2 separate regions of the Mus musculus genome follow, and region 1 is linked to region 2. The links are chromatin loops, found by intact Hi-C in ENCODE. Cell type or tissue: left cerebral cortex. All regions are shown on one strand. Each heading gives the region's core, and the rest is flanking DNA. Links, peaks and the distances in the headings are about the cores only. Region 1 overlaps Ttc12 (tetratricopeptide repeat domain 12). Region 2 has its middle 30 kb from the start of Gm32280.

Region 1 (16,598 bases), core at 3,269-11,268, 820 kb after region 2:
GATGGTGCTGAATCCACCGTAGGTTCTGAACAACGTTCGCTCTGTGCCTGAAACAAGAACCAAGTCAGGTTCCCTACCTACCAGGATGGAACTGCAGCGTAGCCAAGTCCATCAAAAGATCCCAGTGGGAAAGGCTGGACTTGGACACCCAGAAATGTAATTGTCATCTGTCACTCAGTGGGTTGCTTTCAGAGGGACTGCTTAGAAAATGTCGGCATCTTAATTCATAACTCTGGAGGCTTTAGAGAGCTGTTTAATCTCTGGAAAGAACTGGGATGCCATCTGACTCTATATATTTATTTTGAAGCTGTTTCCGGGCAATGGAGAAGAACTTAAAGTTTCTAAGAAGCTGCTGAGGGGGCAATCTGGGATGCTTCTGTTCTATACTGACTGACGAGAGACCAGAGGTTCCATCCATTTGTACAGACGATGCACTGTCACTGGGCAATCAAAGCTGTTTGATCTTTGCCATCAGTGTGTACAGGGACTGGTCACAGAATGGAGTGATCTCATTAGGAGACTGAGATGTTTCCTCTGAAACTATTTTTTGTTTGTTTGTTTGAAGCAGCTGCTAAGTGCAGCTGGGGTGATTTCTATAGTTTATCATAAAAATTTCTTCTGTTTCTACATGGTTTAGGGTGTGTGCGTGGTATGGGATGTTAGATCGGATGTGCGTTATAAGCAAGATGTGTCAAAAATTTATAAAATAGATGCACTGATGTATTCAATATTTATATTTATGAATATACATATAATGTTTAATATACTAATATCTTACTTAAATAATATATTCACATATGCATAATATAAATAATAATCCATATATATTCATATAATAATATGAGTATAAATATGAACATAAATAAATACACCCTGTGGTTTGAGTACGCAGTATAGGCACACATGGCACAGCAGCACACCATGTGTGTGCCTTGTGCTGTATGTGTGGTGCTTCCTGCCTGAGCACTGAGTCGGCGCATCCCCTGAAGCGGGTACAGGTAGAGGTTGGCACCTATATTAGAGTAGATTTCCCATCACTATTTGTAGAAGGAAGGGGATCTTCGTTTCACGAAGCCAGATCCCCAGCCCCATGCCTGCACACCGACAATGCTCTTCAGACCCTACTCGTATCTAACTTACAGTCAGCCATCATTTCTGTCAGAATCTCAATGCCTCCTGCATAGAACAAGGGTGTCTGGCCAGGCTTGGATAGGGTTTCCAGGAGATTTTTGGTCGTCACTGCTGTGTTCTTTCCTGAATCCAGAGATTCTTGGGCTTCCTTCTCTTGAAGATCTGCTTTCTCTCGAAGAGTTACTTGATTTAGGTGTTCTATCAAAACAAGCAGGGAAAAGTGAACTGAACAACACCCTAATGACCGACAGAGGAGTACAAGAGGCTCCTCTCCTCTGCATCTCTCTCTTGCCCCTGCCCATCCCCTTTGTTTCTTCCTTTCAAGGATGTGTTTAAGTATAGAGCAAGAAAATAATTCAGACTCTCCTGCTAGAAGAGACTGTTTAGAAGTAATGTAAGATCTAAACACGGAGCCTAAAACATTTAGGAGCTTGGGGCATTCTAGGAATACATTGGAAGATGGCAAGGAAGAAAGAAATGAATCTGAACATGGGCAGAGAGGGAGACTGAGCAGAGCAGGCCTGCTAACAGAGGGCTGGGCTGTGCAGGAAAGGCAAGACTGTGTGTGGCCTTGGCTAGGGCAGAGAAGGCAGGGAGGGCATCCCAGGGAAGCACAAAGAAAAACCAGGTTCAGATGCAGCTTAGCAGCAGGGACCTCCTCACCTTTCACCTGTGCCTTCAGCTTGGGGTTTATCTCTTCAATCTTCTGATAACATTCTTTAGCCTGGAAAACAGGAAGAAGACCTTGAGAGGTGATCAGGGGTACCATGATTACAGGGCAGGCACTGGGCACCCCAGGGCTCGGCTCCTTCATTATCCCTTCCTATCCTCCCCCTGCTCTCAGCACAGAGGCAGTCAGGGAGAGAGGTGAGCTTTTGATATTTTTGCCTGGGCTTCTCTTCTCAGGTTCTGTGGCACTACAGGTACTATTTTCAAAATTCATTTTTTAAAATGTGTTTGTTAAATACAAACTGTGATGAAAACTACCCGGTCTTGGCTTTTCTGTGGCTCATGTCTGCCGGAGGTTAGAATAATCACAATGTATATGCTAAACTTAGATTTGATATTTGCAAGAAGAACCCATCAGCTATGCCCAGGGGAGTCAGGAAATAAGCAAAACTGTAGGCTGGAGGTTGTTGATTGAGGCCCAGGAACAGGAGAATAAAATACCCTGGGGCTTAGAGGTACAGGCTGCAAAAACAGTGAAGACTCCAGTCACTGGCCACCTCAGACTCAGCTAGAGAACTTGACAATGGGATTTTACTGAGGGAATGGTAGAAAGACTAGAGAGAGAAAGACTGGTACAGGGAGAATTGGGGGCTATGATTGTATCACTCGTGTCTTAGTTAGGGTTTTACTGCTGTGAACAGACAGACACCATGATTAAGGCAAGTCTTATAAAGGACAACATATATTTGGGGCTGGCTTACAGGTTCAGAGGTTCAGTCCATTATCATCAAGGTAGGAGCATGATGGCATCTAGACAGGCACGGTATAGGCAGAGCTGAGAGTTCTACATCATCTGAAGGCTGCTAATGGAAGAGTGACTTCCAGGCAGCTAAGGTGAGGATCTTAAGCCCATACCCACAGTGATACACCTACTCCAACAAGGCCACACCTCCTAATAGTGCCACCCCCTGGGCCGAGCATATACAAACCATCACAGCTCAGAAAATATATAAGAAATCCTGAGAGAACATCCAACCAATCTCTAAGAGAAAAGAAAATTCTAAGGAAATAAACACTCCTATCTTCAAGGTTGATCCGGAACCTTCTAGAAAACAGGGTAAGGATGGCTAGAAGAGGGCTGGCGGGACGGATGGCTTACCAGGTCCCCCAAGCCTGCTGAGCTGAGACTTGAGTCCTGGAACCCACATCAAGGTGGGAAATGACTCTAGAGTTGTCTTCTGACCTTTGCGACATCGAGTCTGCTCCCCCAACCCCCTCCCACATCATGTTCACAAACTCACAGAATAAAAAATAGAGATTGAACAAAATACAAACTATCACATTTTTAAAAATAGCATTATTCCAGGTTAGACATGGGTGTGCTGAACCCAGTATCTCTTCAGTCCCACATCCAGTCTAGGAGTTACTGGCTTGGTATCTACGCCCCGTCACTGCCTATCCGCCTCACCATCACTGACACTGTGATTGGTCATGTGATGTTGCGGCGGTGTGGATGCTCACATGCTTGGAGTAATGAGATTACGAGTGAATCTTGTTTTCTTGTTGTTCATTCTCTCTGAGGAAATTGAACCAGCGCTAGTAAAGGATTCTCTGACGTGACTCCTCCAGCTGGCGGGGCTGTCCCAGATTCCCGACTGTATTATCTGGGAACTTCAGAAAACCCTAAAGGGTGGATTAACACCTAACCAACTCTTCACAGAGCTAGGAACTTACCTTGCTGTAGTTCTTCAGGGCCACGTGGGCTTTCCCCATGTGGAAATAGGCCTTTGTACAATTCTCATCACACTGTGTAAAAGAGAATGTTTGATCAGATGTCTCAGATCTGAAGTCATTAGGCTCTGGCCTGCCTGCTTAGTTAAGGGAAGGAGGCCAGTGCTTTGGTTCTCAGGATAGCTACCAGAGTTGACAATTAAGACATTTCTGTGCATCTGTGACCAAGCTAATTGCTGCCCGCAAGGAGTCTGGACACATGGGTGTGCTCTCTTCCAAATTAGTGATACTGTCAGATCTCACTTTCATGTAGAGACTTGCTCAAGAAGTAAAGCAAGGCCCTAGGTCTAAAAGAGTCAGCATTGGCTTCATGCTAGAATCACTTGGAAGGCTCATATATATCTGGGACTGGCTGCCCCTGGACCAATTAAGTTATTGTCTAAATGAGGTCCAGACAGAAACAATTTCAGCTTTCTGGGTGATATAACTATAGAACTAAGTTTGGGAGTTACTTGCTCATTAGCAGACAGAATTCTCTGGGAAGGCAACCGTGGTTAGGAGCATGTCTTAGTGGGCAGTAAGTCCCTTCTTGAAAATAAGCCATAACATGAACACTGGTGTAATGCATGTTGTCACGTGTCCTTGTAGGTCACTGAGAAGGAATCTGGGACTTGAAGTGGGGTTGCTTCCCACTCCATTTCTGACACAAGTATGTGTGTCAGTCACAAAGTGTTCTCCAAGACCTCCTGTCTGGGGGTGGGCTGGCCCTGCTAACTCTGTGGTAGGGGAGAAAGAACATCAGAACAGCCCAAGAGTAAGAACACTGTGCCCTCGAGAGCAGCTGCAACAGAGCTTACTGATCCAAGGGTGCCTATGGTGGAAAGGGAGGGAGGAGTTGAGCCTTGGGAAGCTTCTCTGTGGAGAGAAAGCTCAATGGGGAACTCCAGGTGACTGCCTCAACTTCCCCAGTCTGTTCCTGCTGGATGTTCCAAGTGCCTGGGTTGATGATGTAAACCCTACCTGCTGCTACTTGTTCTTTTACCAGATACTATGTTCTGCTTGGGGCTGTCTTTGAGAACCCCAGCTCTCACGTGCTCACTCTCCCTCCCCTCCCCCCCCCCCATGCTCTTTTCCCCCTCTCCTTGTTTCCATTGGTTTGCTATGTGTTTCATAAACTCACCCATCGAAATCAGAAAGTATGGCTTTGGCAGATCATTCTTTGGACCGTACAGAACAAACAGGAATTCCCATTAGTATCACTTAAGACCTAGATGGATGACCCTCTACAATAGGGAGGGTTTAAGTGTACAGCTAAGGCTTTACCACTCGCAGAAGGGCCCTGACTCTGCCTGGTCCTCCTCATTGTAAGTCTGCAGGGAGCCACCCAGCACAAACATATGAACTAAAACTTGAAACATCAGTTAATTGATATACACTCATCACCTTTATAAGCAAGTGATTGAGCCAGGTGAGATATCCTTTAGGGTTTAGATTTAGAAGGTTCAGGGGGTCAGTCTCAGGAGTCTAAAATGTTCTAGGTGAATTAACAGCTCAGAATGGTGGTTAGGCCACCAGCTTTTGGTCAAGCGTTTTCTTTATCCGGAACGTAAGGAGAGTAATTCACAGTCTCCTCCGCCGAACCATTGTTGGGAGGGAGAATTGGGTAACACTTAGCACTCTCCTAATACTCCATTAGCTGCCGTTGCTGTGGTTACAGCAGCAACAATACATTTCAGAGCAAATGTGATTTATAGAAAGGCTAAATAATAGCAAAAGAGGAAACAATAATTGCTAGAGAAACTCTTACCAGGAGTTTTTATGTATAATATTTCCTGATCTATTATGAAGTGAATAGGACTAATACAGAGAATAATAAGAGCCCAGACTGATCAGTCTGTTCCATGTGGTCAGCACTGAACTTGATAGCTTGGATGGATGATCTCTGTGAACCTCATAGCAATGCAGCAATACAGGCCTGGGTATCTCCATGTCCCAGACAAGGAGAGCGCGGGAGGTGTGTGCGTGGGGGGTGGGGGGACTCGAAGTTGCATCATCACTGTATGGAAGAGCTAGAATTTGAAATCTGGCCATTGAATTCCAGGACACAGGGGCTTAAAAATGTTATTAGGATTGAGGGGCATAGTTTGCCTAATATGCTCAAATCCCTGGGCTCAATTCCCAGTACCAGAAACAATGACGGCAAATAAAATCAAAAGCTCTTTCTGAAGTATGCTATGAAAAAAAAATGGCTGTAGACTACAAGGAAAGCTTTCCCCCAGGTTCAGTGGAGGAGACCCTACAATGAGAGGAGCAGGCAATGTGGGGGTATTTGAACTGAGTCTTGAGTGAAAGAAAGCATTAAAGGGAGGGTGATGATAGAAAGGGAGGGGAATGGGAAGAGAGAGACCAGAGAGAGGGGAGTTCAGGATCCTCATGGATGGTCCAACTGTAATTGAAGTATTGGGTGGAGGAAAAAGACGGGGTGGGAAGGAGGAGCTAAAAAGATTCCACACGAAAGTCTCAAATGGCAAGTGGGAGGAGGGTTGCACTATCATTGTTGGCAAGAAGGCAAGATGATCTGGAGGTGGCATGCAGAACTGGCCAGAGCAGGGACAGGCAGGGAGATGAGCAAGGGGTCCAGGCAGCCACATGGAAGGAGGGCTGATGCCTGAGGTCCTGGTGACAGCTGCAGAAAGCAGAGTGCAGACATCAGAGCTATGTCAGAGGAGGATGAGCGCTGAGGACTAACTCCGCGTGCTGAGAAGTCAGAGCCTAGCCGAGATGCAGGGAAGGCACAATTGGCTCTAGCAGAAAGGGGTCAGGAGGGCGGGTAGAGGAGAAGCTTTCTGAGTTTGGGGGATGCCAAGACAACCAAATGGAAACCTGCATGAGGTGGTGGAGGTGGGCCTGGAGCCGGGAGAAGGGAGAAGCTGAGGAAGCTGGTCTGCAAGGGACTTTCAGAGATGACAGGTGAATCCGTGAGGCTCACGAGAGGAGATGAGGAGCCTGGACGGAAGAGGGCAGGAAGCAGGGTGGTGAGCGTAGGGAACTCACAAAGGATGCAATCCAAAGGATGAAATCTAGGAAGCAGGAGAGGTGTGGCCAAGGGGAAGAGAGGATGCCCTGCACCTCTGCTCATGAGAACCAGGGATTCATAGCATGTCCATGGCAGAATACTAGTGTTACACAGCTGGGGGCATCCAAGTCCCTGAGCTGAAGCCCATGACCTTCATAGGCATGGCAAAGAGAAGTGGCTATAGCTATGACATCCTCTCTCCACCCACAAAGAGCAACTACCTTCTTATGACTGGACCTGTCCAGTCTAACCAGGAGTCTTCTGGCACATGCATTTACTCCAATGAGCCCCACACTGTCTTTGATGGGGTGTGGCCTTCAAAGCAGGATGGATTTCACTGGGCAGGAAGTGGTCTTCTGATGGTGACACTCGTCTGCTCCTGACGGAGAGCAGCTTTGCCGCCCTTATCTTCTTTGACAAGGGACATCAGCCCTGAAATATCACTCAGGCTGGTCTCTTCCAATTTATAAGTGTCAAGAAATGTTAAATTGCCATGAAAGTCCCTATACTATTAATAATAGAGTGCCAGAGATTGTTGCTACTGAGATTATAAAGACTTTTTAAAGAGAGCAAACCTTTTCCTTGGAATCTGTGGCTTCCACAAAGAGCAGAAGTTAACCCGTTTTCAAATTCTTTTTGTGTCGATCCAAACCTCTCCCTGGGAGCCTCACTGGGCATTTAACAAGACTGGGCTCTGAGTGCTGGCGATTATTTTGACACCGCCTCCACTGGGTCTGCTCTGCTTTGGTGTCTCATTTAGTTCATTATGTTGAGCTTCATTCAACATTTGGGCAGAGGCCAATGTGTTAGCCTGGGTCAGCGTGGGCTGTGTCTAACTCTTTGGTCCCTTGTCTGATTAGAAGACTTGTACTCTGGAGCTCCTTACAGGAGATCCGTTTCTATCTCAGAAAGGAATGGGATCCTTTCCCACGGGTCCCGGAGTTTTGGTTTTCAGTAGGGGCTTTGTTATAGTAGATAGTTAAGAGAGTACAGGCTGGCAGTCAGTGTGCCCTCTGGCTTTGCGAACCCATGCAAATGGCTTAATTCATCTCTGGGGGCTCATCTTTTGGTTGGAAAAATTATGGAAAATAGTGGCACTGAACGGAACCTGTGCTGTGAGCCTGCAGCAAATGATCGATTTTGCTGTTATGTTTGAAACAGCCAAGGAAACCCTCCTGAGCTCTTTTCTGCTAACGACTGGTGCCAGAAGACAAAACAAGCTAAAACAACAAAAAACAACAAGAATGACAACACTGTGAGCAAACAAGGTGACAGCGACAGCGTGGGTGAGCAGGAGATCCAGTGCTGCCGTCAGCGTGTGGTTGCTCTCATGATGACTGGCCTAGTGTGGCAGAGCTGGGTCCCTCCACGCTGTGCCTTCAGGGGGATGACATAACCAGGTGCTTCAGGCTACCTGCAGGTTCACAATGCTTTGTGAACCCCAGAATCAGGGGGGGATTTTCTGATTCATTCCTGTTTCCCTCACTTATATCCTCAGTAAAAAAAAAAAAAAAGCAAGAGGAGCCATTGAGATGGTTCAACAGGTAAGGGCGCTTGCCACACAAGCCTGGAGACAGTAGTCAAATGTCTGGAACCTGCCAACTCCGTGGGGATTTTTCTGACTTCTATACATGTGCTATGGCATCCACACACACACACACACCATGTATACAAAACACACTCACACACACTCACATACACTCACACACACTTACACATATATCATGCACATGTCATGCACAGACACACATGCACACACAAATAAGTAAGTAAAAACAAAGAAGAGCAAGAGAATATGGCCAGTATGTGGCTGTGAATGTTTATTCTTGATTTAGGCCATGGTCTTTGGGTGAGGTCACAGGTGCTGTCCTGGGGAATTGGAGGCACCGATACACCTGGAACCTTCTCTTAGGATTCTACCTTATCTGACTGTAAGTTGTTTCAACTAATCAGGCAAAATGGCATATGGTCCGAGGTACTCTGTTTTCTTTGCCTTTCCTCTGTCAAACCTGTCACATTACAACACATTACACACACACACACACACACACACACACACACACACACACACACTCCTCTGTCAATCCTGTCACTTTACAACACTTCATGTTCTCTTACACATTACAACAAAGAGATGCATTTTATAAAGTTAGGCCTAATGGTGCAGGGCTATAATCTTAGCTACTTGGGAGGCTGAGGCAGGCAGGAGGATAACAGGTTCAAGGCCAGACTAGTCAGTTTAGTGAGACCTTGTCTCAGAATATAAAGGGCTTGGAGTTGTGGCTAAGTGGTGGGATTCTTGCCTAATATGTGAAAAGCCATAGGACAGACAGAATGAGAATGAGCGAGAGAGACAGAGAGAGACACACAGAGAGAGACACAGAGAGAGAGACAGAGAGAGAGACACAGAGAGAGAGAGACACACAGAGAGACAGAGAGAAACAAAGAGACAGAGACAACGAGATAGAGATAAGGCAGATGGAAATAGAGAGAAACAGACAAAGGGGGAGAGAGAATAGGATCATATTTTTATGGAGTACCACAGAAAATATCAAGCATTTTTAAAGATAAAAATGCTTCTCATTTCTAGACCCTTTTGGGGGGGGGGCTGATGTGCACTGTCCTCAGAGAAGAGTTTGTTCAAGTAAGTTTTTAAAAAGATCATGTGACAGTATGTAACAGGGAAGCTTGGATTTAGGGTTATTTCAACATTAATTTAGTCATATGAAATACTGTCACCAAGGAGTAAATGTGGCACCTGAGAGCTGAGCAATTTTTTTCTTCTCTACAGCCTTGATTCTCTCTCTGCTTGTATGCTCTTGGAGAGAACATGAAGGAAAGCATTGCTCATGTGCCCAAACCCAACCCACGTGGGACAACAGCACATTATCATTCTGATAACCATCCACAAATAGAAGTGGGGTGCAATCCACTTCCAAATGATCTCCAGGCTGAGGAGGAAGATGACATTGGAGAAATCGTGGCTGGTCCTGGAGGAGAGGAAAGGATATTTTCCCCATGACACCAAGTAGAGCATTTGACAGGAACCAAGTGAAGAACGAGCTAGTGTAACACAGGACCTTCAAGGACCAAGGCTGATACTGTCTCTGGAGCACATGTATGAGCTAAGGGCATTGTGTGAATGTTCCAACTCTCACAGGAATTCGATTCCATCCCATTTCACAGATGAGGAAACTGAGGTCAGGAAACTCAGGTGACACACATGGAGCTGCTATCTGTGCACTTCAGGACTCAGACACAGGCTGGAGTAAGATCAATAGTCATGTGGCAAAAGAAGGAGCCTCTTACCTTCAGAGCCCAGTCACAATCCACAAGAGCCTTCTGATAGTCCCCAAGTTTTATAAAAGCCTGAAATGACACAAATACATGATACTCAGACACAACTCTGTATCAAAGGAGTCCTCAGTCGGTACAGAAAGGGCAGCTAATATCACCAAGTAAGCAAATAACAGAAAATGGAATCAAGGATATGGGAAGGCTAGGAACCTTACTCACTCACGGGTAAGAGTCCAAACTGGTGAAGCCATTACGGCAATCAGTACGGACGATCCTCTAGAAACCACATACCTCAGCTAGAAAACGTCTGCGCATTTACCCAAAGGATTGTACATCCTACCACAGAGATACCTGCACACACATTTACCAAGGAAATTGGACCAGTCAAGATGTCCATCAACAGGTAAATGGGTAATAAAAATGGGATATAGACACACAATGGAGTTTTATTCAGCCGTAAAAAAAACCAAAAAACAACAAAAAAAAAAAACATGAAATTTGCAGGGAAATTCATAGATCTGGGGAATATATAGAAGAGGTAAAAAGACAAATACCACATGCTCATTTTCATATGTGGATCTTAGCTTGTGTGTGTGTTTGTGTGCATTATGTATGTGTGTGTGTGCACCCATGTGTGTGTTTGTGTGTGTATGTATGTATGTGAATATGTGTGTGAGCACATATGTGTTTGTGTGTATATGTGTATATGTATGTATATCCGTATCTGTGTGTGTGTGTGTGTGTGTGTGTGTGTGTGTGTGTGTGTGTGTGTGTTTGTATGTGTATATATAGGAGTATGGGCATAGGTCATTTAATCAGGAAACCATTTTTCTAAATAATTAATATTTACTAATAATAAAAATGGGTGAAAGATAAAGAATATATTTATATATGTTGTCTTTCCTCTTCCTCCTAATTCTCCTCCTCTTCCTCCTCTTCCTCTTCCTTTTCCTCTTCCTCTTCCTCCTCTTTTTTTCTTATCAAGAAGCACTGCATAGATTTTAGACACTTTTGGAAAGTTCCAGGAGAAACGGTAATCATGATCCCATGTAAAAAAACAAACAAACAACCCCCCCAAAAAACAACAACCTGGGTTCCAGGGAATGAGTGATTTCTCTGAGGCCCCCAGTCTCCAAGAACAATGCAGCCCACATCTAGATTTACTCATGACCCAAATTTTCCCAAGGAGCTGTAATACTCTTAGCAGTAAGATGAGCTATTTCCATGAAAGAGTGGCATTGTAACTCTTGGGGAATCAAGGCATCCAGACAAACTGAGGAGGGAAGCAAGCAGCAGCCCGGCAGTGGCCTTTGCAGTATAGATCTGCTCCTTCTTCTTCAGGTCTTGAGTTGCACTTGAGAATCATACGGGACGAAGAAATCCGTGTCCCCCTAGACAATTAGACAACTAGATCATGGCAACCATGATCTTATGCTGAGACTTAAGGTCCAAACAACCCCGAGGACCTCATCACGGGCTTCAACAATTTCTCTATGTAGCCTTGTACTTTTTCCTTTCCTTTTCCTTTTTCCTTTTTTCCGTTTCCGTTTCCTTTTCCTCTTTCCTCTTTCTTTCCTCTTTCCTCCTTTCCTTTCCTTTCCTTTCCTTTCCTTTCCTTTCCTTTCCTTTCCTTTCCTTTCCTTTCCTCTCGCCTCCTCTAAGACTTGAGTTTGACTCCCTGTCCATTCTCTTTTGCCTCTCCCCATTTTAAGAAGAGCTACTTTTCTTAATGGCAATTAAACTAGATTTACCTATCGGGCATCAGCCATCTTGATTTAACATCTTGAGAGATAGAAAGGCAAAGCAGGTGCGGCTTTTAGTTCTTTTCTTTAGCAAGCAATATTCAATTCCCAGCATCCTTACTGTTTTCTAGCACCGCATGCAAATGGGAGAGGTGTTTTAAAAATAGTCTGCGGCTCAAGTGATTCCTAATACCAGGCAGCATGTTCTGTGTCTATTTGCCTCTGAATGTATGCTCTGAGAGAGAGAGAGAGAGAGAGAGAGAGAGAGAGAGAGAGAGAGAGAGAGCTGGAAGAAGTTGCTTCCCCAAAGCCTTTCACCGCATTGCCTTATATTTATTCACAGCCACTTTTAATGAGATTCTTATAACTAATCAAAGGGTGGCTTAAAATTGAATACAGTTAAAATGCAAGTAACTAATTTAGATGAACTGGAGTGGGGGACGGACAGCCTGCACTAGATATGAGTCTGAATTACATAACATTTTAAAAGCAATTCAACTCCACTGCTTTCTAATCACTTCAGGGAGACTAGCTCGAGTGGGCATCAGTAGGTAGACATTTTCCAAGACCAAATTCAATGCCGAAAGTGAAAGAAAAGTAACCATTGTATTAATAGCTTACATTTAAAAGATCCTTCTGAATTCTTTAAATGGACTTATTACGACTCCAGTGTTATATAACTAGTGGGGCATTGGATAGCTGTGACAGACGGAGCTCTGAGGGAAAGTATAACGGCAGGTTTTGTCCTTAATAACTTCATATTTATATTCTTGTTAGGGCAATAAGGGGGGGGGGGCGCTGCTAAAGCATGCTCCTGGCCATCTTTTTTATGGGATTCCTTTCTTATAACAAGTTTTTGACACAAATGAGGGTAGGAAAAAAACACCTGGCCTCTTGTCGGACATATGCAAACTGCTCAGGTAAGGAGCTTGTATTGCTCTCAGATTTATTGGCCATTAAATCACTGTCACCCCACAGACTCTCCAGCTTCGGATACCCCGTGTCTGGCTTCGAATGCTTCTCCTTCACCAAGCCCAGACAGATACTCTTGATTTATGGAGATCGGAGCTGACGAGGGCTCTGCGGCTGCCTCCCTTTCTGGTACGTGACATGGCATCAAGTCTGTCACACAGAGGTCCAGCTGACAGGTCCTGTCTATCATGAAATCACATCCATGAATCTGCCACGCCAATCTTCACTGTATCTCAAAGATAAGGTGACTAATGGCATTTTTGTTTCAAGCAATAGTTAACCAGCTCCCTGACTTCATTAAGCAGCAGGTAAGAAACATCAGGCAGTCAGTTATGGCTCAGTTTTGAGAAACTGAGGTTCCCTGTAAAATAAACCTGAGGGGAAAGGGCTCCAGAAACCCTGACATTCAGAGAAAGTGCTGTCAGTTTTCTGGCTACCCAATCTAACCACAGTCATAGAATCAAAAAGCAGGTTTGACATAATAAGCACAAATTGGCATAATGGCCTTTGAGAGTACCACCAAAAACATTAGTGGAAGTTTTCAAGTTCTCAGAGGCTATGAGGCTGATTACGGGACGTGTTTATACCATGGAAACTGGCACTTGCAGCCTGTTGGTAAACATTTGCCACCAACGATACTGTCTACCCTTGCCTCTGCTTTGACGGGGTTCCCGACACCTGTTCCCGGAGTCGCCACTGTGGACGCCGGGCACCGGTTCTCGGAGTCGCCACTGTGGACGCCGGGGGTTACCCACCTGGGCTCGGTTGGTGTACAGCACCTTCATGTCCTTGAGCTTCCCCAAGCCCTCACTGTAGAAGAATATGGCTGTTTCATAGTCGCCCCTGACAAAGGCCTCGTTCCCCTTCTCCTTCAGGGCTGGGAGAGAAAAAAAAAGGCACAGAGTCAGCCCTCAGTGTACGTCGGAAGGTCCTTCTAGATCGCCGGTTTTCTAGTTTGGCCCAGCGCTGCTTATTTTTCGCTGCCGTTAATTGAGGTCCAATTTCCTTATATTTTCCCCCTTCAAATCTATGCTGAGGTTTTCTATGCAGCCTCTCAGAGAAACGATTTTTTTTTTCTGAACTGAGGCTTATATTTGTGCCACTAGTACCCTTGACCAAAGCAAGGGTCCCTATGGTCTTTGAGCAAATGGGGAGTGGGGAAGATCTGCATTAACACACCATCCGAAATTAAAAACAAAAAAAACAAAACAACAACAACAAAAAAAAAAAAACAACCAGAAAACACACTCCACACATTCATGCATCCGACCCCAACACATACAACACCATTTTATCGATTTTTCACATACTTTGTCTCCCCTTCCCCCTCATGTCTCTTTTCCTTCTGACTCTAGCTCAGGCTAGCCAGTGGAGCCTCTCTTCCTTCCTATTTCCCAAGAGCCATTCAGGAATCTGATTGGCTCAATCTACCCAGGGGGCCTCATTAAGGCTGTGTCCTGCTGACTGTACTTTGAGTAAGGTCAGAGGATGGACCTCCAATGGTTTCTGCCTGGCCAGGTCCTCTGGCTGCCAGCCCATCATGAACCCACTCCCTAGGGAGCTTTGTACTCCCACACATCTGCACACAGGCTCTCATGGGCTCCTTCAGCTGAAATCATTCCAGCTACTGAAAAGTAAGGACCAACAGTTACCATCTGCCAGGACTCTGTTTTCTCGTCTTCTCTTGGCTCGTTCCTTGGCGTCCTTCTCCACGGATGCCAAGAAGGCATCTGACAGCAGAGCGATTCACAGCGTCAAAAAGAGCAAGCCAGATACTCTAATCAGTCCTTTAGTTCAGATTCCAGAGGAAGCTACTTTGGGATGTTACAGCTGTACTTCTTATGCATACATATGTAGGCACACACATGCATGCATGTGTGTGCGTGTGTACATGCATACATGAGCACAATTCTGAGGCAGCTGAACTGTCACCTTCTTAATGTGACTTTAAAAGCTAACCCGTGAGTTGTATTATTACGTGTCTTGGCTGTGTCTATGCCTCAGATTTGAATTATGTCTCTTAAAAGAGTTTTTCCTTTGAAGAGAGACTTTTCATTCTATTTAGCATAGTGAGCCTCAGAGCTGAGCAACACAGAAAATAACTGCATGCCCTAAGCAGTGAAGGGTAAATTGGACCATAAAGAAGAACTGAGTTCAGTTTACAAAAGACTGGTCAGGAGAAAACAAAAAATAAAATAGAAAAGCCTCTGCTCGCTGCCTCTCGGGCCACTGGCACCAGACCTGGGTCGTCAGCAGGATTTTGTTTGCGGGTTGTTTTTAAGCCCAGGGGCCATAATTTAAGGGTCTGGAAGTTACATTCTATATAAAAAATACTGATCCTAAATGAGCACAACACAGTGGAGAAGGAGAGAGAGATGCTTTCCTTACCTGGGCTCATTTCATCTGCATTCTGCAAGATATGGGATATCATAAAAACAAAGAAACAAATTTTAAAAGTCAGGCTCTGGTAAATGTGTATACAAAGCCAAGAGAGCAAACCTTGCAAACGAGGAGTCGGGTCATTTCCTTTAACCACCAATACTGATTTAGATTTTAAGGGGCTTGCTTTAAAGTTGGAGATGCTATGGTGGGCACAATTATGGGCCTGCTCCTACAGAAGCAAGATGGCCCAAGCCAGGGGACCCCCCCAACCCCACCCTGTGGCTTGTTACATATGAATTGTTAAAGCATGGGACCGAAATACAACACTCGAGCTCAGCAGGCAGAGAGGTCGAGTCTCCACTACAGGAAGAGAAGAAAGCTAATTCCATAGGGAAAACCCATCAGGAAGCCCGGGGAGCGACACTGTTCCAGCCCCATCCGGTGGTCTGAGATCACATCAAGTTCCTGCCTCAGAGCAGGTCTCCCGGGGACATCTACGTATAGACCTCCATAGCAGAAAGGGAAACCTCGGGAGTTTGTGGAGGACTGATCATGGTCTTATTCAGAGTGGTCCTGCACCCGTCCTCCTCTTGCTCTCTCTCCATCAGCAGGAGTTTCTTTTCCGAGTCCAGGACAGCTTTCTGCTGTATGAAGGGATCATCAGAATTCATCTCTTGGATTAAACTGGCTAGAGGAAAAAAAAATCACACGTGACTCAATCAGGCAAGTTCTTCGAAAGAAAAGACTCCATCCGCTGGAAAGGATGGTGTTGAAAATTAATAAGGATGATCCATAGAAAGGAGAAGAAGGTACTAGGAAGACCAGTGAATCGCTGGGACTAATGTGAGACAATTAGGAAGAAAAAGAAATAGCAAGAGAATTTAATACTGGGCTTCCAGGAACAGAGCTTTAAGTCACTAGCCAACTCTAGTAATTTATGGACGGCTTATCAGGAGTTGTATGCTTTGCTGAGTATCAGGGAAAGTGGTGAATAAAAAACAAAATCCTTTTGTTTTGTTTGAAAAGCTTGTGATCTTGTGTGGGAGACAAACGTTAACACAAGCAGCTCTGAGATTCCTAAAACAGAAGCCTTCAGCTGTCTCCCTGCCTCTCTTCACTGTGTTGTCTACGCAGATTGGCATTCATAGACTGTCCTTTAGAGGGATCACTCTACCCTCACACCCCACCTAAACAGATAAATTTGTTCACCTCACTCCAATTTCAGATCAATCTAATTATCCATATCTAGCAGCCTTGACTAGGGAGGCTAAACATTGATGAAGAAAAATGGATAAATATCTGGGGGGGGGGGGACTTACTGGTCTGTCAGTGACCCTCACTCTCCCAGATCCTTTACTATGTCATCCTAGGTAGTCTATTATCCTCTCAAACACTTTCAAGTTTTGGACAATCTAAACCTGACGATTCCAAATAGAGGATTCTGCTTATTCATTCGGTGAGGAAAGGGATGGTGTTAAGAAAGAGCTCTTTCAAGGTCATGTTTTCAAGCTCACATAGCTGCCCACACCTGCATCCACCTTCAGTTCTCACCACAGAAGGATGCAGTGTCTCTTGTATGAGGTTTGAGCTTCCGCTTG
Region 2 (16,598 bases), core at 3,387-11,386:
GGGAGTTGGAGATATGAAGACCGCTTTGACATCAGCCATGGAGATGCAGAGTTTGGAGTTTGCCCAGCTGGTTTCCTATCTTGCTTTGGAGATTACAGTTAAGTGATTGGATGAATCTCAGAAGAGACTTTGAACTTTGGACTTTTAACATTGTTGAGCTGTTATAGACTATGGAACTTTTGAAGTTGGACTAAATATATTTTTCATTATGCTATGGCTAGGTATGGCTCCCACAGACTAATGTGTTTCAACAAGCCTATGGAAGCCAGGGAGTGGAATGTGGTGGTTTGAATATGCTTATCCCAGGAAGTTGCACTATTAGGAGGTGTAGTCTTATTGGAGGAAGTGTGTCACTGTGGCTTAAGGACCCTTGTCCTAGCTAGCTGGAAGCTAGTCCTCTAGCAGCCTTCAGAACAAGATGTAGAACTCTCAGCATCTCTTGCACCATGCCTGCCTGGATTCTGCCATACTCCTCCCTTGAAGATAATGGACTGGGCCTCTGAACCTCTAAGCCAATCCCAATTAAATGTTGTCTTTATAAGAGCTGTCTTGGTCATGGTATCTTTTCACAGCAGTAAAACCCTAAGACACCATCTAACCCTGCTCAAGACTGGCTGGAGTTGACAGCAGAGAGTGAACAACTTGGAAATATAAACTCTGGAATGAGGGATTTCATCTGGACTCACAGCCATAGGCACTGTTCAGGACTCACTGTGGATGCTGAAGGCAGGCAAAGTGTGTGGAAATGGGTACCTGGGAGGAAAGAACAGGCTTTTTCTCATGAGGTCACTGGCTTCCTACCCTCTTCATTCTTCACTGCCAAGATGTCCCTTCGAGATCTTCTAATGCTCCAAAAGCCAATCAATAAACACACAGAACTTTCCTTGATAGAGTGGAGCCCAGATGGAAAGTGTGGGGCCTGCTCAAACAGCACTGTCAGCAATCAGAATTGACATAAAATTGCAGTAGCATTTGGACCCCAGTAAGAGATTTGCAAGATAAAAAGGGCATGAGGAGGGAAGACTGCCTGGACCCAGGGGTCTTGTTATAATCCTGCCTCTGGCCCAGCCTCTAACCTATTGTTCAGTGGGACAGCGATTCTCTTGCTCAAACCTATCTGCCTACCTGCAGGCTTTTGCCATCTGATGCCGGAGCAATTAACTGCTTCTTAAACATCTTCAGATGGCAGAACGCCTGGAAGTCTTGGTCCTTTTTGGAACACACCAGGAAATACTTGTCTCTGTAGTTCTAATAAACAAATTATGAAGAGTTTTGCAAGCAGGAAGCATGACTCTGCGCTGCTCAGATGTACGTGTATATCAGAATCAGAGCTGCATGCCCACAGATCGAGGGAGGAGAGTGGGCTATTGAACTCGGTGTGCCACTAGTTGCTATTTGCATCCTGTTCATTTGTTCTATCTGGGGTGTGGGGGGTGGCAGGGAGGTATTATAGTAACAAATTGATGCAGGCATCAAAGATATTAGAAAATCTGATTGCAGGAAAATTTTAATTGGAGAAGTATATTGGATTTTCTTCTTCTTCTGGGAATTGTGGAAAGACATCTGTCATTTCAATTCTGTTGCTGTGATAAAACACTCCAGCCAAAAGCAATTTAGGGGAGGAAGGAATTTACTTTAGCTTACACTCCCAGGTCACAGTCCATCACCACGGGAGGACAAGGCAGGAACCATAGATGACTGTGGCTTGCTGGCTCACTCTCTGACTTGCTCATGATTAGCCCCCTTCCTTGCATAGCCCAGGGCCACATGCTTAGGGATGATTCTTCTCACTGTAAATGAGGCTCTCTTACATCAACTAATAATCAGAAGTCTCCCACAGATATGCCCACAGGTGCATCAGCAACTCCCCAATCAAGTTGACAATTTAAGCTGACTAGGACAATGTCCGTCGTTTGATTTTAATGCTCTATCCATTCCTCCTCTAGGGACAAATGGGAAAGCCACTCACTATGACACTCTCACTCGTCACAGGAACAACCAAGCAGAACGGTAAAGACTGTAAAGGTCACACTGAGTTTGGAAGGAGGCTCCCTACACTCCCTCAGGCCCTGTAGCTTCCTCTGCTGGGGATGAAGAGCAGATAAGCCCACTCAGGACCATCTGACTTTAGAAGCTTAGAGGTGTTCAGGCTCTCCCACCACATATGTCAGGGGCAGTGACTATCTTCCTTCAGGGAGGATCTACACTCTGAAGGTGACCAGTTCCTGCCAGTAATGTCTTAGTGTCATTTCCTGTTACTGTAATAAAATGCCCAACAAAAAAAAACTTAAGGGAGAAAGGATTCATTTTAGTTGACAGCTCCGTGTTCCAATCCATCACTGCAGGGGAGTCAAGGTGGCAGGAACCTGAAGCAGCTAGTCATATCATAGTCAAGACCAGGTATCAATGAATGAATGCATGCACACTAGATCTCAGCTTGGTTTTTCCAACACACTCCAGAATCCCCAACCCATGGAACAATGCCACATAGTGGACTAGTCTTCCCATACCAATGACATAATCAAGACTTGTCTTAGTCAGGGTTTCTATTCCTGCACAAACATCATGACCAAGAAGCAAGTTGGGGAGGAAAGGGTTTATTCGGCTTACACTTCCATACTGCTGTTCATCACCAAGGAAGTCAGGACTGGAACTCAAGCAGGTCAGAAAGCAGGAGCCAATGCAGAGGCCATAGAGGGATGTTCTTTACTGGCTTGCCTCTCCTGGCTTGCTCAGCCTGCTCTCTTATAGAACCCAAGACTACCAGCCCAGAGATGGTCCCACCCACAAGGGGCCTTTCCCCCTTGATCACTAATTGAGAAAATGCCTTAGAGTTGGATCTCATGGAGGCATTTCCTCAACTGAAGCTCCTTTCTCTGTGATAACCCCAGCTGTGTCAAGTTGACACAAAACTAGCCAGTACAAGACTATTCCTCAGAAATGCTTTAAGAGGTCTTTCTCTCAGGTGATTCTACATTGTGTTGATTTGACAATTAAAACCAAAACCACACCTTCCCAGCCTCACACTCCAGTCTGTGCTGGTTGAAGGGAATGCAGATCTGATTTTAAAATGGCATGGTTCTCTACTAGCTCTCAAATCTCACCCGGGCTGAAAGAGACCCACACTTCTTCTAACAACCAGTATTTCAGGAAGAAATGAAGGAATCTGACTCCCAAAGGATTCTGGACAAGCATAGAATCCAGGTAGATATCTACTGTGAATTCAAAACTCGCCTGCAAGACATCAGATGCTGTGTGAGCCACTAGATGCTATGGCTTTGCACAGAGCCATGGACAGCAGTGGAGCTCATAGAAGGACAACCTCAGGAGCCTTCCTGATCAAACTACTCTCAGGAATCCAGCCACAACCCAAGTCCCACCCCTAAATATTCGAGTGAAGGACAAAGCAGCCAGTGAAGGGATTTTCCTGAGCCTTCCATTGTGTAGCTGTTTGTCTCTGTCACCTCCAATAGATCACTGTACTTTCCTCCTTTACCCCCCAGGCTTTTCGGTGGCTTTGGCTTTTAGGTCAGAGCCCCAGTCTCCTCCTCTCCCCTTATTGTTCTATAGAAAGCCTTCGAATCATTTCAGTAGCTTGCCTGGTCTCCAATTGTGGGTACCAGAGGCTTTCCACGGAGATCTCCTGGCCCAGACTGATGCCCAGGAGTTCCGAGGAAGGGAAGCGAGTGCGGGCAGGGAGGGGAGGTTCCTTCCGCTCCCACTGCTTCTGCTGCTGCGGTTGGCTCCACCTCCATCTCCCTGAGTCGGGTTGGTCTGGGCCGCCAAGAGACCTACAAGCCATTGAGGAGTGTGGCAGAGCTTCAGGCCACATATCGGGGGAGCAGACCTCTTCCCAAGTGTTACAGCTCTTTGGACAGAAGGCTCAGATGACAGAGTAGTTCTCACACCCCTTTTATTCCCTGGATAAGATTTATATACAGTTGGGGGGGGGTGATTCAGGATTTGACAGAAGGTACTTCTCATTGGCTTGGACTGAGAGCTTGGGGAAACCTTATTTGCATGTGGGAGGGCTTGGTGCAGCTATTATGTGATTGATGCCGCATACGCCTCTGCAGGGGGGTTGTGAGAGGCTGTGACAGGAGCCAGGTGCCCAGGAGGCGTGACTGAGTTCCTTCTGTCCCATGCAGGTGGAAATCACCGCCGGCCCACCGGGGCTCAGGGGTTCCAGACCTTTGCTCTACTGGGGACCAGGCTGTTTGTGCACAGCCCAACACCCCACATCCAATAAACCCCCTATGAATACCCATAGGTACTAGTGAGAAGAGGAAGACGCCGTAATTGGGTTTTTGTTTTTACTTTTGAGATGAGGTCTCATGTATCTTAGACTGGCTTCAAACTGCTCTGTAGCTTAGGATGGCCTCAAACTACAAGTACAGAGATGCCGCACCACACAGTGTCTCTGTGATGCTGGAGGCTGAACCCAGGCCTTGTACCTGCTAAGCAAGCGCTCTACTGAGTCCCAAGTTAGGTATTAATATTTAGTGCTTACTGAACTACACCTTCCTACACAACCCATTGGTTTCTGTCCCTGACCAGTGACAGATGCTGATAGTACTGGGGACAAAGGCAGGATAGGTGTGTTGGGTGAGAGGGTGCGAAGTGATGAGTTTGGTTCTGAGCATGCTCAGCTTGAGGCTGAAGGGCCCTAATAGAAATCTGACTCAGGTCTAAGGACTCACAGAGAGAGAGAGAGAGCTCTGGGCTGGAAACAGATCAAACCACATATGTGAGCATTTAGAAACAGAGTCTTTTGTCCTAAGGATGGACTCTAATCCAATAGGACCAGCATCATTGTAAGACAGAGAGAAAGAGAGACACCTGAAGCAAACGCATACACAGTAGGGGGCGGGGGAGAGGGACAGGGACAGGGACAGAGAGATGAGGCCATGAGAGGACATAGTCACGTGGCAGCTACTCACAAGTCAAGGAGAGATGGCACGGGAGAAACCCAAGCAACCAAGAGGCTGATCTTGGACTTGCAGCCTCCAGACTGTGAGAAAACAAAATGTTCTTGGTAAGGGTGCCCGAGTATTAAGTCAGCACCAGACTGGTTTATTCAAGAACAAGAGGAGTGATTCTCCCATGCCCTCCTCATGGTATGCTGGGCTATTGAACAATCACAAAAACATCTCCTTTGCTCTGGCTCTACCTAGAGTCAATTCAGGGGAAGAGTAGAAGTTTCCTCTGCCCGTGCGTCCCTAAATTACATGGGGATACAGGAAACAAAAACGTGCGTGGAAGATGTCTCAGTAGGTCAGAGCCCAGGTTCTGTAAGCAGGAGGACCTGAGCTCATCCAACACTCACGTCAAATCCAGGCGCGCCTACTCATGCCTGTACCTCCAGCACTAGCAGACTAGGACCTGAAGATGTTGAGAACTCACTGGCTAGCCAACCTGATCAAAAGGCAAGCTACAGTTTAGATGAGAAGACTGTCTCAAGGCAGTAAAGTGGACAGAAGTAGAGGGCCTTGGGCTGACCTCTGCATGGGCATGCATGTATTCTTGCACCTGCACACTCCTTCCCTCTCTCTCTCACCATTTCTCTCTTTTTCTCTCCTTCTCTCTCCATTTCTCTCTCTCTCCATCTCTCCTCTCTCTTTCACACACACACACACACAGACACACACAAACATTTAGTTAATACAAATTTAGCGAATTAACACAGAGAGCTTTATAATCTAGAAGCAGAAACTATCCTTTCTCTTTAAGCTAGCAATGGAGCAGCCATTTACACTCAACCGTACAGAAAAATCACAGACAAATTCCAAAAATCCCTCAAATTAAAAATAATCCAGTATTTCCTCAGACCAAAGTGCTACAGAATAATATTGATGTCAGAACCAGAAAACAAGGGAATCTGGTACCTAAAATCGTGATAATTTTCACCTGAACACTCAGGTTGACAGAGGAAGCAAAAACCAAACAAACAGGCAATAACTGCAGAGGCGGGGAGAAGGGGAGTGGGCATCCAGCACAAATCAAAGAGAGGAAAATTTACAGCCTTAAATACTCAGCAAACAGGAAAAGACATTAACAGATGAGTTAAGCATCCAAATGAAGATGTTACTAAAATAGTAAATAGACTTAAGGAAAGCACAGGGACAGAATTAATCAAGATCAAAGGCGACAGATGCACATCAGTAAAGCCAGAGAACAGAAGCCAGATTACGGCATGGGAGTGAGCTGAGGTGAGAGGGAGTGTAGACAAGGAGCGAAAACAAGATCGCAAAAACACAGGCCTGGCTGTGAAAGACACAGGGTGGGAGCTAAAAGTGGATGAGGTTTTGACAGAGAAACACTAAATATTTTGACAGGAGAGGGAAAAGCAAGGACGGGTGCCAAAACAAGTCAAATGTATGAGGAGACGCAGGAAGCTGGCATTCACAGTTGGAAATGGTGTTTTTCCTGAAAGTGGGGATGGGAAGGGGCAGGTGTTTAAGATGTGAGCTGAGAACCCCGTGGCAAGGGAGGGGCAAGGAGATACAGCTCAGCCCTCTAGAGCGGAAGGTGTTGGACTGAACATGCGCAGACCTTTCTCCGTGTCAGTACATCCTAGGCAGTTACTATCTGTATAGCGTGCGCCTCGTCACTGTATGTGCTGTGGAGTGTGTGCTGTGGAGTGTGTCCCGATCTCCCCTAGATCCTGCGCTCTCTGGATGTCTTGGACATTTCCTGTGGATGCAGCAACACATCTGCCTCATGTGCCATTCCTCTTGTGTGTGTCTCTGTGTTTCAGTCTCTTGCTTCTATCAGGAAATCAGTCATACAGGGTTGGCCCCACCCTAGTGCCCTTGTTCTAACTTAATTGCCCCTGTAAAGGTCACGTTCTGAAGTAGGAGGCTAAGACTTGATCAAATCATTTTAGAAGGAAGCCACTCAATCTGCAACAGAGGCTTCCTCGTGATGTTCTGGTGGTTTTGCCAGCACACATTCACATGCACATGCACGTGTGTGTGTGTGTGTGTGTGTATGTGTGTGTGTGTGTGTGTGAGTGTGTGTGCATGTGTGTGTGTTTGTGTGTCTGTATGTCTGTAGTGTGTATATGTATACAGTATGTACATGTGTGTGGTGTGTACACATGTGTGTAGTGTGGACATGTATGTACACCCATGAACTCCCATGGAGGCCAGAAGAGAATGTTGGGTCTCTTCTTTTCTTGGTCTCAGTCGTATTCCTACGAGACAGGCTCTCCCCCTGAATCTGAGCTGGATGTGATATGTTACAGTTAGGTTGGTAGCCAGCACTCCCAGAATCCTTTGTGTCTCTTCTGTTCCCATATAGCACGGGAGTTACAGTGCAAGTAGCCTGTTTTTTTGTTTTGTTTTGTTTTGTTTTGTTTTGTTTTGTTTTGATCTGATTCTGGAAATCTGAATTCAGGGCTTTATATTTGTGCATTGTGTGGTTAGTGTTTGTCAACTGAACACAAATTAAGGTCATTTGGGGGGAAGAAGGAACTATAGGGAATCAACTCCATGAGATTGGCCTGTGGGCTTGATTAATGATGGATGTGGGAGGACCAGTCACATTTTGAGCAGTGCCACCCCTGGGGTAAGAAAGCAAGCTGAATGAGTCACAGAGAGCAAGCCAGTAAGCATTCCTCCATGGTCTTTATTTCAGATCCTGCATTGAGTTCCTGCCTTAGCCTTCCCCAATAGACTATGATTTGTAACCAAAATATGTCCTTTGTTCCCCCAACTTGCTATTGGTCCTGTTGTTTGAGCCCAGCAACGGAAACCAAACTAGAACACACATTGACTGCTTCTACCTGCTGAGCCATCTCCCCAGACCCTCTCTGATCTAGTTTGTTTTCTGTTCCTTTGATGAAAATACTGACCCAAACCAGCTTGGGGAAGAAAAGATGTTATTGCTTCTAACGAGTTAACAGCACAATCCAGACTTTTATACCCTACACTGGCAATTCCCAGCCTCCAGAAAAAAAAAGCACTAAATATGTCAAGAAACAGGAAAGTGCTATCTGTAAAATGACAAGGTCTCAGTGGAAATAGACTTTCAGATGCTAAAATTAATGGACCAGGACTTTAAAGCCATTATGAATGTGTTTAAGGAGTTAGAGAAAAGGTGATTTTAATGAGCCACGAAAATAAAATTTTGACAGAAAAAGTTTTTTATCTTATTTTAAAGAAGTAGAATGAAAATCTAATGTCTGAGATGAAGAGTTTGCAATATGACACTAACAGCAGGCTGAAGGTGTCAAAATAAGAATCCATAAACTTGGATACAGTAATATAGAGATTATCCAGTCAGAAGGATAAAGAATGGGAAATTTACAATTATGGAGTTTTTACTCAGACTTACTGGAGACAGACACAGTGCCATTTGCTGAGAAAGAAGGAGAGTGGAGATCATTGTATTTAGCCATGAGTCAGATTCAAAAAGACAAATATCCTTTTTCCTCTCATACAAGGAATCTAGACTTTAAAAAAGCATACTCATGATATTGGAGTAAAAAGGGGGATGTGGAGGAAGTAACTATAGGGAGCAAGATGGAGCAAGAGAGGATGATGGGGAAGAGACAAGTATTACGTCTTTCACTCAAATGAAATCTAGATTTAAATATGCATGCTCAAAAATATTAAATATGTATGGATATAGGTGACATAAAAGCAGAGAGAGAATCAGCAGAGGAGGGGAGAGGAAAGGAGAAAAGAAAAATGGGGGCAGATGCCATGAGCAAAGTGTGATGATCATGTATGAAATATAATGCAGTGTGCTAAAAAAATTAATAAAAAGAGAAATTATGCAATCAGAGGAAAGAGAAAGATCATACCATAATGGAATAAACAGAGTGGTAGTAACTTGTGGGAAAATCTACAAGTGTGGAGCATACTTAGGCATAAAGCTCCTGTAGTAAGCGGGGAAGGAGCAGGAAAACAGCAGCCAAAGCATTACAAGCTCCTAAGATTCGGTCGACATGACACGTGAAGAGCCTGGGACCCAGGCAGCTCAGCCAGACTCCAGCCGAGGAAGCTCACACATGAGCTCATCAGACTGAAACTTTTGAAAAATATGTGAACCCGGCCAGAGAGAAAGGGCGTGGCTCTGTGGAGGAGAGGACGAACAGGAATCACCAGAGACTGAGTTCCCACCAGACACACTGGGTTTGGGAGACAAAGGCAGAGACACCCTAGACAAAAGAAAACAAATCTAGAAAACATATCAGCTCAGAAGTCTATATCCAATAAGACCATCCTTCAAAGTTGAGAGATAAATACATTTTCAGGTAAATAAAAGCTGAGTTCACGTGTTAGGTACACCTTTGTGATGAGCGCGTCCAGAAGTGAGAAAAAGGCAGGCGGGAGCTCAGATCTACAGAAAGAGCCTCAGGGAGACTCTACCCAGTGCAGGCCAGCCTTCCTCACCTGGAGCCCATGCCGGCGTCCTCCAGACCCTTGCTCTTCTCTTCTCTCCATGTCAATTTAATGCACCCACTAGGGAACGTCTATGTCCCGAGCCCAAGAGCTCTAAGATAGCACAGGACAAACAGAAAATGCGGTCCTGGTGCAACGTGGCCTGCCGAAGTTACTTGCTTGCCTTCTCAATAATTAATTCAGAACAGGTTCAGGGCAGGTCCAGAATAAGAATCCAGTGCATCCGTGATGGTTGATCTTCTCGGTCAACTCAGAGGGATTTAGAATCACCAGGTAAACCTACCTCTGGGCGCGTCTGTGAGGATGCTTCCAGAAATGTTTAGCTGAGAAAGGAAGGTCCATCCCAAATGTGGGCAGCACTGTCCTGTGGGCTGGGGTCCCAGAGCTCCTTCATCATTGTCTGCTTCCTGGTGGCAGATCTCTGCCGCCATAACTTCCCCACCATAGTGAATCATGGCCCCTGAAACGCTAAGCCAAGCTATACCCCTCCTTCCTTGAATAGCTTTTGTAGGTACTTTGTAACACCAATGAGAAAAGTCGCTAATACAGATACGTAAAAGTGTGTTCTGGTGTGTTTTGAACCAATAGAGCAAAGCACATGAGCTTTGTTGAGCAGCTGATCTGGGAGACACAGTAAGTGGTACAAGGAGATTGACCCTCTCCCACAAGCTCCGGGAGATGCAAGACAAAGAGGCAAATTTATAAACAAGTGGGAGGATTATACAGATGTTCCGGACATCTGGGAGAAGCTAGCCAAAGGACTGAGACAAGAGGAGCAATTAGCTGTTCTGTGAGGTTGCTCTCAGTTATCACCACAGTGACCCTGTGAATGGGAGTGAGTCCATCGGTTATTTCAAAGCTTCCGAGTCTCACAGAGACTAGTTGTCCCCATTCTGCTTGTCCCAAAGCTGGGTCAACCAGATGACTGCATTCCTTAGGATCTCCTCAGATACCCTTCCCACAACCCAGCCCTAGGCCAGAAAACAATGCAAACCAATACAATGTGTGGGCCTAGCCTGGCTCCTTAATAAAACAAATAAACTTTAAAAAGTTATTTTTAAGTCAATCATAAAAATCTGAACAGAAACTGCGTAAAGCTATTGAGAAATCTTTCCTAATCTTTAAAAAGATTTAGTTATATTTGTTTTATGTGTTTGCCTGCATGTATGTATGTGTACCATAAGCATGCAGTGCCCACAGAGGCTAGAAGAGAGCATTGGATCTTGGAACTAGAGCTGCAGACAGCTGTAAGCCACCATGTGGATGCTAAGAACTAAACCCAGGTCCTCTGCAAGAACAGCCAGTGTTCTTATTCATCTCTTCACCCCCTCATTCTTAGTCTTTAAAAGTGTCTGAACAACACAGCCACTATAGAAGAAAGCTTTCGTTTCTTTTTATTTCTTTCAGACAGTCCCACAATGTAGCCTTGGCTGTAAAAGATTCCAAGAGGACCAAGCTGGTTTTGAACTCACAGAAATCCATTTGCCTCTACTTCCCCAGTTCTGGGGATTAAGGGTCTGTGTCCCCATGTCCAGGTGAAGACTCATTCTAAAATATTAATATGTGGAAGTAGGTAGAAGAAAAACATGGTGGCTGGGATATTAAATATTTTTATACTTAGAAACCTAGGATCATGACACAGAGAAAGATGCAGCAGGTTTGACAAAGTCTTTGTGATCTTGAATCTATATGATGGGCTTCACGGTGTGTTCGTTATTTTATTCTCTCAGCTTCTGAGTGTCTTTGAAAGTTTTCATTTTAAAGTGCTTCCAATAAAGGCTTAAGACAAGAGAGGGTAATTGGATGGGGGAGCTACAATCAAAGGCTATGATGGTTAAGTTTTCATTGTCAGCTTAATGGACCTTAGGATCACCATGGAAACACGCCTCCTGATATGTGTCTATGGGATGTTTACACAAAGGTTTAGCTGAGCAGGGAAGATCCAACTGAACATAGGCAGCACTGTCTCATGAGCTGGGGGGGGGGTGTCAAGACTGAGTACAAAGAAGAAAACTAGCTGCACGCATTGACCTGCCTCTGCTTCCAGACTCTGATGCCATGTGGTCACCAGTCTTACACTCATCACCGTAACTTCCTCACCATGATGGACTGCACCCTGAAACTATGAGCCAAAATAAAACTTTCCTTCTTTTTGAGTTGCTCATGTTAGCTGTGTTGACATAGCAAGAAAAAATACCAGCACAAACTATAATATGAACATGTAAAACTGTTATAGTAAAAGCCATTCTTTTGTAAGTTATGTGCACATGTTAACATTTATTTATTTGTATACTTAGTGTGGGAGGTGGAGTCAAAAGACATCTTGTGGGAGTCAGTTCCCTTCTCTCACTATGGTGGGGTCCAAGGGACCAAACTCAGGTCATCAGACCTGGCAGCAGGTACCTTTACCTGAGGAGCCATTTCTCTGGCCCCTAGTGTGTACAACTAACAACTAATATAAAATACTCCAAGGAGAAAAATGTAGAGACCTAAGACAACAGTTGACAAATGATGGTATTAAATAAATATTAGCGTTGGTTGTACTAACAGTTGTGTGGCAAGCATATTTTGTAAGCAAGCATGTAATAGAAACAAGGCCAGCAGGGCCGTAAACACACACAAGAGGATTGGGTCTGATGGTGGTACATGCTATGAAAAGCAAGTTTGGGACTAGGCATAGGTGAGCTGAGACCTGAATTGCATGTGAAGGAGGCAGCCATACATAGATCTATGGGGCCAAGACATCTTGGCAAAGGGCAGTGGGGCTTCATGTGAAAGCTTGCCCTGTGCTTGAAACAGGTGGAAGGCAGGGGAGCTGGGCACCAGGGTAAGAGGATGGTGGAAGGAGGTGGATCAGAGAGGAAGATTGGAGCCACACTGCTTAGGACCTTTCCTAGAATCTGGTGCAGAGCTTAAGAGAGGCTGTAATCTGTCACAGTAAGGAAGACATCTACGAAAGCAGCAGTTTAAGGCTGCAGGGAAGACATGGAAAGTGGACTGGCAGTGGGGCTGGAATATGAAACCTTGAAGCCTCTCTTAGTGACTTACTTCCTCCAGCAAAGCTCCACCTCCTAAAGGTTCCACAAGTTTTTAAAATAGCACCACCTGCTGGCTGCTCAGGGTTCAAACACATGAGCCTGGGAGGGACATTCCAAGTTCAAACTGCTTTCAAGCCTCAGGAGAGAGAGACACGAAGTCCTGTGGTAGGCAGAGGCTAAAACATCCAGCATAACTCACACATGGAATAACAAGAAACTCAGGCCAAACCCAGTATAGACCGTAGCCTACAGGAGTCCAGGGCAATGTGAGGAAACCCAGGATTAGTATATGAGTAGATATTGCCATCAATGAATGAATTCTCAGAATCTAACAACTTTCCAAGAAAACCCAGATGTTTGGGTTTTCTTAGCTGTAAGAGAACTAACAGGTCCTCCATCCTAAACTGCAGAAAGACTGGTTTCCATAATTCTGGGAATGGGCAGGTCATGGAGAAGTGAGGCCCCAGAGAGAAATGCATGAGCCAAGAGCTTAAGAAGACCGTGGGATGCGGAGCACAAGAGGAAGGGTTGACATTTGACAGGGCATAGATACCCTACGTCATACACCCGGGATCCCAGAAACCCACAGCACTCGGGGGCTTCCCTCTCAGAGTTCATCCATGTTGGGAATTAGTGGCAGTCCCCAGTCTCTGAAGGCAGACAGGGAGCCTGTGGGGAGAGAGAGGCGCCATGAGACCCTCTGGGGCTTCATGCCATGTTGTCCATGTGATTCTTGTTTTTTTTTTTTTTTTTTTTTTAATTTTCTTTGAGATCAGAGAAATCTAATTTAGACGGCCTAGCCTGATCTCAGCTGCTCTGTGGAGAATTAACGGGAAGATCAAGCTCTGGTGGGGCAGAGAGCGGAGGTTAGTCGTTAAGAGATTTCTGGGAGCTGGGTCGGTGTCTCTCAGGTCAGACACGGGAGGTCCCTGTGCCCTCCCTCTGTCACTGTGACTTCTCATCTGCCTGACACCACGTGTGCATTTCCTTCTTCTGTCCACCTGGGGTCACTAGAAGCTTACTTTATCCTGAAGACCTTCCACCTCCACCCCAATAGATATCAGTTAAAAAACCAAATGCTGCTTTAAAAGAAGTGGGTGGGAGGAGAACTAACAGGTGGTATGGAGCCAGGGATTTTCTCTGAGGCTATGTAGAGCTAACCAGAGTCATAGCTAGAAATATGGTGAGAGATATCTTCTAACCCATTCTAATGCAACTGTCCGAGGTGGCCAGAGGTACCAAGGGACAAGGGGAAAGACACTCAATGGCCCATGGGTGGGGACTCAGGTATCCGAGTGAGGAAGAGCCACAGTCTCGAGAACAGAGGCCAATCCAGCTAGAGATGGGCAAGGGGAGGAGGAGTGTACAGTGTTAGGCTTTTACATTGCCCTGGAGGGACAGTCCTGTGTCAGGGCAGCAGCCACAGCATTTCATTTCTAATTTTTCTGAAGCTTCTGGAACACAGGGACATAGGTTGCCCCACTGTCCCCATACACAGTCTCCTGTCATTTCTTAAAACCAGCCTGGAGGTGGTGTTCAGTTCCAATGGCCTGTTTGGGCCTTCCTTGGTAAAGAAGCTTTAAGGATTTGAAGTCCATCTGGGTCTGCTGATCCCTCCGGGTGAGGTGAGGGTTAAATATGAATTAGCGTTTGAGGGTTGGGAAGACTGGGATCTAAATCGCCAAGCGTGCAACGGGAGAAAAAGTAAAGAGTGAAGATGCAGTGGCTCAGGAGGACTCCCGGAAAGATCCTTTTGACCTCCCATAATCAGGTTGTGTTTCTCCCCTGGTATCATGTGAATCATAGTCTCTGCTTACCCATCCTCACTCAACCAAGACAGTTATACCCGTCACTTTCCAGATGCCTGAGCAGTATACGCACCTTCAAGCACTAGCCACTAGGTGGAGACAGAGTCCTACTTATGCTGTCAAGTAGGCATTCTGCTCATTTCAGGCCACGCAAAGGGGCTTCTGGACTAGGAAGAGACAGACACCTAGGCCTCTACCTCCCCTTCCAGGCCATCCTGTGCCTGCCACATCCCCTTATAGCTTACATTGTCATAGGTGTCTTTACAAAGTTGATTTCTAAGGGTCTTACCCAGCTGACATAAGTGCCTGAGGGTAGATGGGCTAAAAATTGCTGTTCCGTCTCACAGTTGAGAAGAGAAGACCTTGGAGAACCTTAATACAAAATCAAAGCCAAACAGAGTATGGCAGAGCTGGCCCAAAACACAGCGTCCTTTTGACTATGAATTGAGGTTCTTCTTGCTAAATTCCAACTGTCCCTTCTCTTCAGAGGTGTGGCAATGGGACAGCCACTGAGCTGAATCTGAATCAAAGTGGAGGCTGAATGCTTGACTCCAGAGGTCCTTTTGAGGCCCTTCCGGTCTTCAGAATGCTGCCGAATCTCATGGCTAGAACCCAGTGTAAACTCAAGGACTCGAGGGCACCAGAGAAACTGTCGGTGGCTGTGGCAGCCGTGAACCTCCTGGACCACAGAATGGGAAGGAGGCGAGGTACCTTGTCATAGGTAGCTGAGTGTCCTTGCAGGGCTTCCTCACCAGGGTAATGAGACCTGACCCAGGCCCACCCTGGAATGCACCCCTGGAATGTTCCCTGGTTTCCAGCAAATTCTGGCCAAGTACATGAGTAGGACAGACAACCCTGAGGAATTGTGGGATTTGACTCAGTACATGGAGGGATTCCTTCCTGGTGACAAGGGGCGGGTGCTGTGAGAACAGGCGACAGAACAAAACTGTCAACCCTGGATGACAGGATGGAGAGGAGGCTCTTCCCTTAACAGGACCGTGTGTGTGTGTGTGTGTGTGTGTGTGTGTGTGTGTGTGTGTGTGTGTGTGTGTGTCACAGCCTCTGTTTACTCCCCTGTAAAGAGGAGCCAATAGCCAGTACTTCTCCACAAGAGCTGTGGTGCTGAACGGAAGCAGATTCATTTCATGTCCTGTAGATGAAAGGCGTCCCACCTTCCCTCCACTCACCCCTCCAGCTGGTGAGCTCTGGCTGTTGTCTCTCCCACTGCCCAAGAGTCAGACAGAAGGAGCCCAGCGTGGCAGGACTACGGTGTGGACAAAACCGTGTTCTCTCGCTATTATCTTGTCCAGGGAATTCAGTTAGGGTGGTAAGTTCGGGGGGCTCTATGTCAGGCTGAGAGAAGCTGGGCAACAGAGAACAGCCAGAGGTGTGTAACAAGGAGCAGCTGAAAGCCACTGGGCTTTGCTATTAATGTAGTCAGTAAATAAATAAAGGAGGGCTTAAGCTGAGTGTACAGCAATCAGTTTGGAACTACAGGGTAATTAGCTCTGCAGGGGGCCGCAGGGCTGCAGAGTCAGGTTTAAATGAGAGAGTTCACTTTCACTGAGGCACCCCTGGGGTGCAAAGAAAGCAGCCTAGGGGAGTCAGTCCGCCAGCACTCCGGGTAAGGAGTGGCCAAAGAGCTGTAGCTCTGGGTCTGGGAGCACAGAGAGAGCTAGGGCCTCCCGGTGGGGCAAAGCCTTCCGGTCTGTGTGGAAACAGCTCACCCTAGACTGGACCAAGCCAGGTAGTCCCCAGCTATAAAATGCCACTGTCCTGAGCCTGTCACGCCTTCTTCCTTTAAGGTGACCTTAGGAACAAATACAGGCGCAAGAGCCCACACTGAGCTACTCTACCTGCAGCATGGATACCAGTTCTTGATGTCATGGGGAGATGCCTAGGTGGGCATGTGAGGGGCGTCTTCCTATTTAGCTCCATTTCCTCACCCTTGGCGACTGCATCCTCAGTTTCAGTGAGCGAATTGCCTCTCTTCTTCCCTCTATTTTCCTTCCATGTATTCAGCAAAGATTTATTGGGCACCTGCCAAGTGCAATGTTAGGCTCTAGGAACACCAAGATATAGAACACACGGTTCCTAACCTCAAGGAACTCGATGTCTGGTGAAGGGAACACCGGAGAGCTTAGATGACAGTAATGCACTGTGACAAATGGCGGGTTGCAGGGTCTGCATAGCAGGGCACCCGATACAGTCTCAGGCATCTAGGGAAGGTCTCCTGAGAAAGGTAGCATTTGAGATGAAGCAAGACCCCGGGGAAAGCTGAGAGGACCAGGAAGCTTGCGTTGTGCTCTGTTCAGCTGGTGAAACAGGGTGACACAGGCCGC

Evidence for each region. A loop is a pair of places that touch in the nucleus more often than their neighbours do. Peaks named below come from ENCODE experiments on the same cell type or tissue, not always from the same donor. Only the 100,000 strongest peaks of a DNase experiment are listed, where the experiment ranks them.
Region 1: a loop joins it to region 2, with 4 times the contacts of the local background. A loop is called at or near these places in 2 of 42 quality-filtered maps.

What each region holds. Positions count from the first base shown.
Region 1 is chr9:49,456,856-49,473,453 of GRCm38, forward strand. Ttc12 (tetratricopeptide repeat domain 12) reads right to left here. Exons shown (of 22, transcript NM_172770.3): 3 at 15,528-15,688; 4 at 15,007-15,028; 5 at 14,271-14,348; 6 at 13,374-13,495; 7 at 9,917-9,976; 8 at 3,535-3,606; 9 at 1,795-1,855; 10 at 1,141-1,329; 11 at 1-47. Among named protein-coding and RNA genes, the nearest start is that of Ttc12, 21 kb to the right of the region's middle. In left cerebral cortex, for the core only: no CTCF peak of the experiment used is centred there; no DNase peak of the experiment used is centred there.
Region 2 is chr9:48,632,044-48,648,641 of GRCm38, forward strand. No RefSeq gene overlaps it. Among named protein-coding and RNA genes, the nearest start is that of Gm32280, 30 kb to the right of the region's middle. In left cerebral cortex, for the core only: no CTCF peak of the experiment used is centred there; a DNase peak (open chromatin) is centred at 6,430; H3K4me3 peaks cover 275 bases.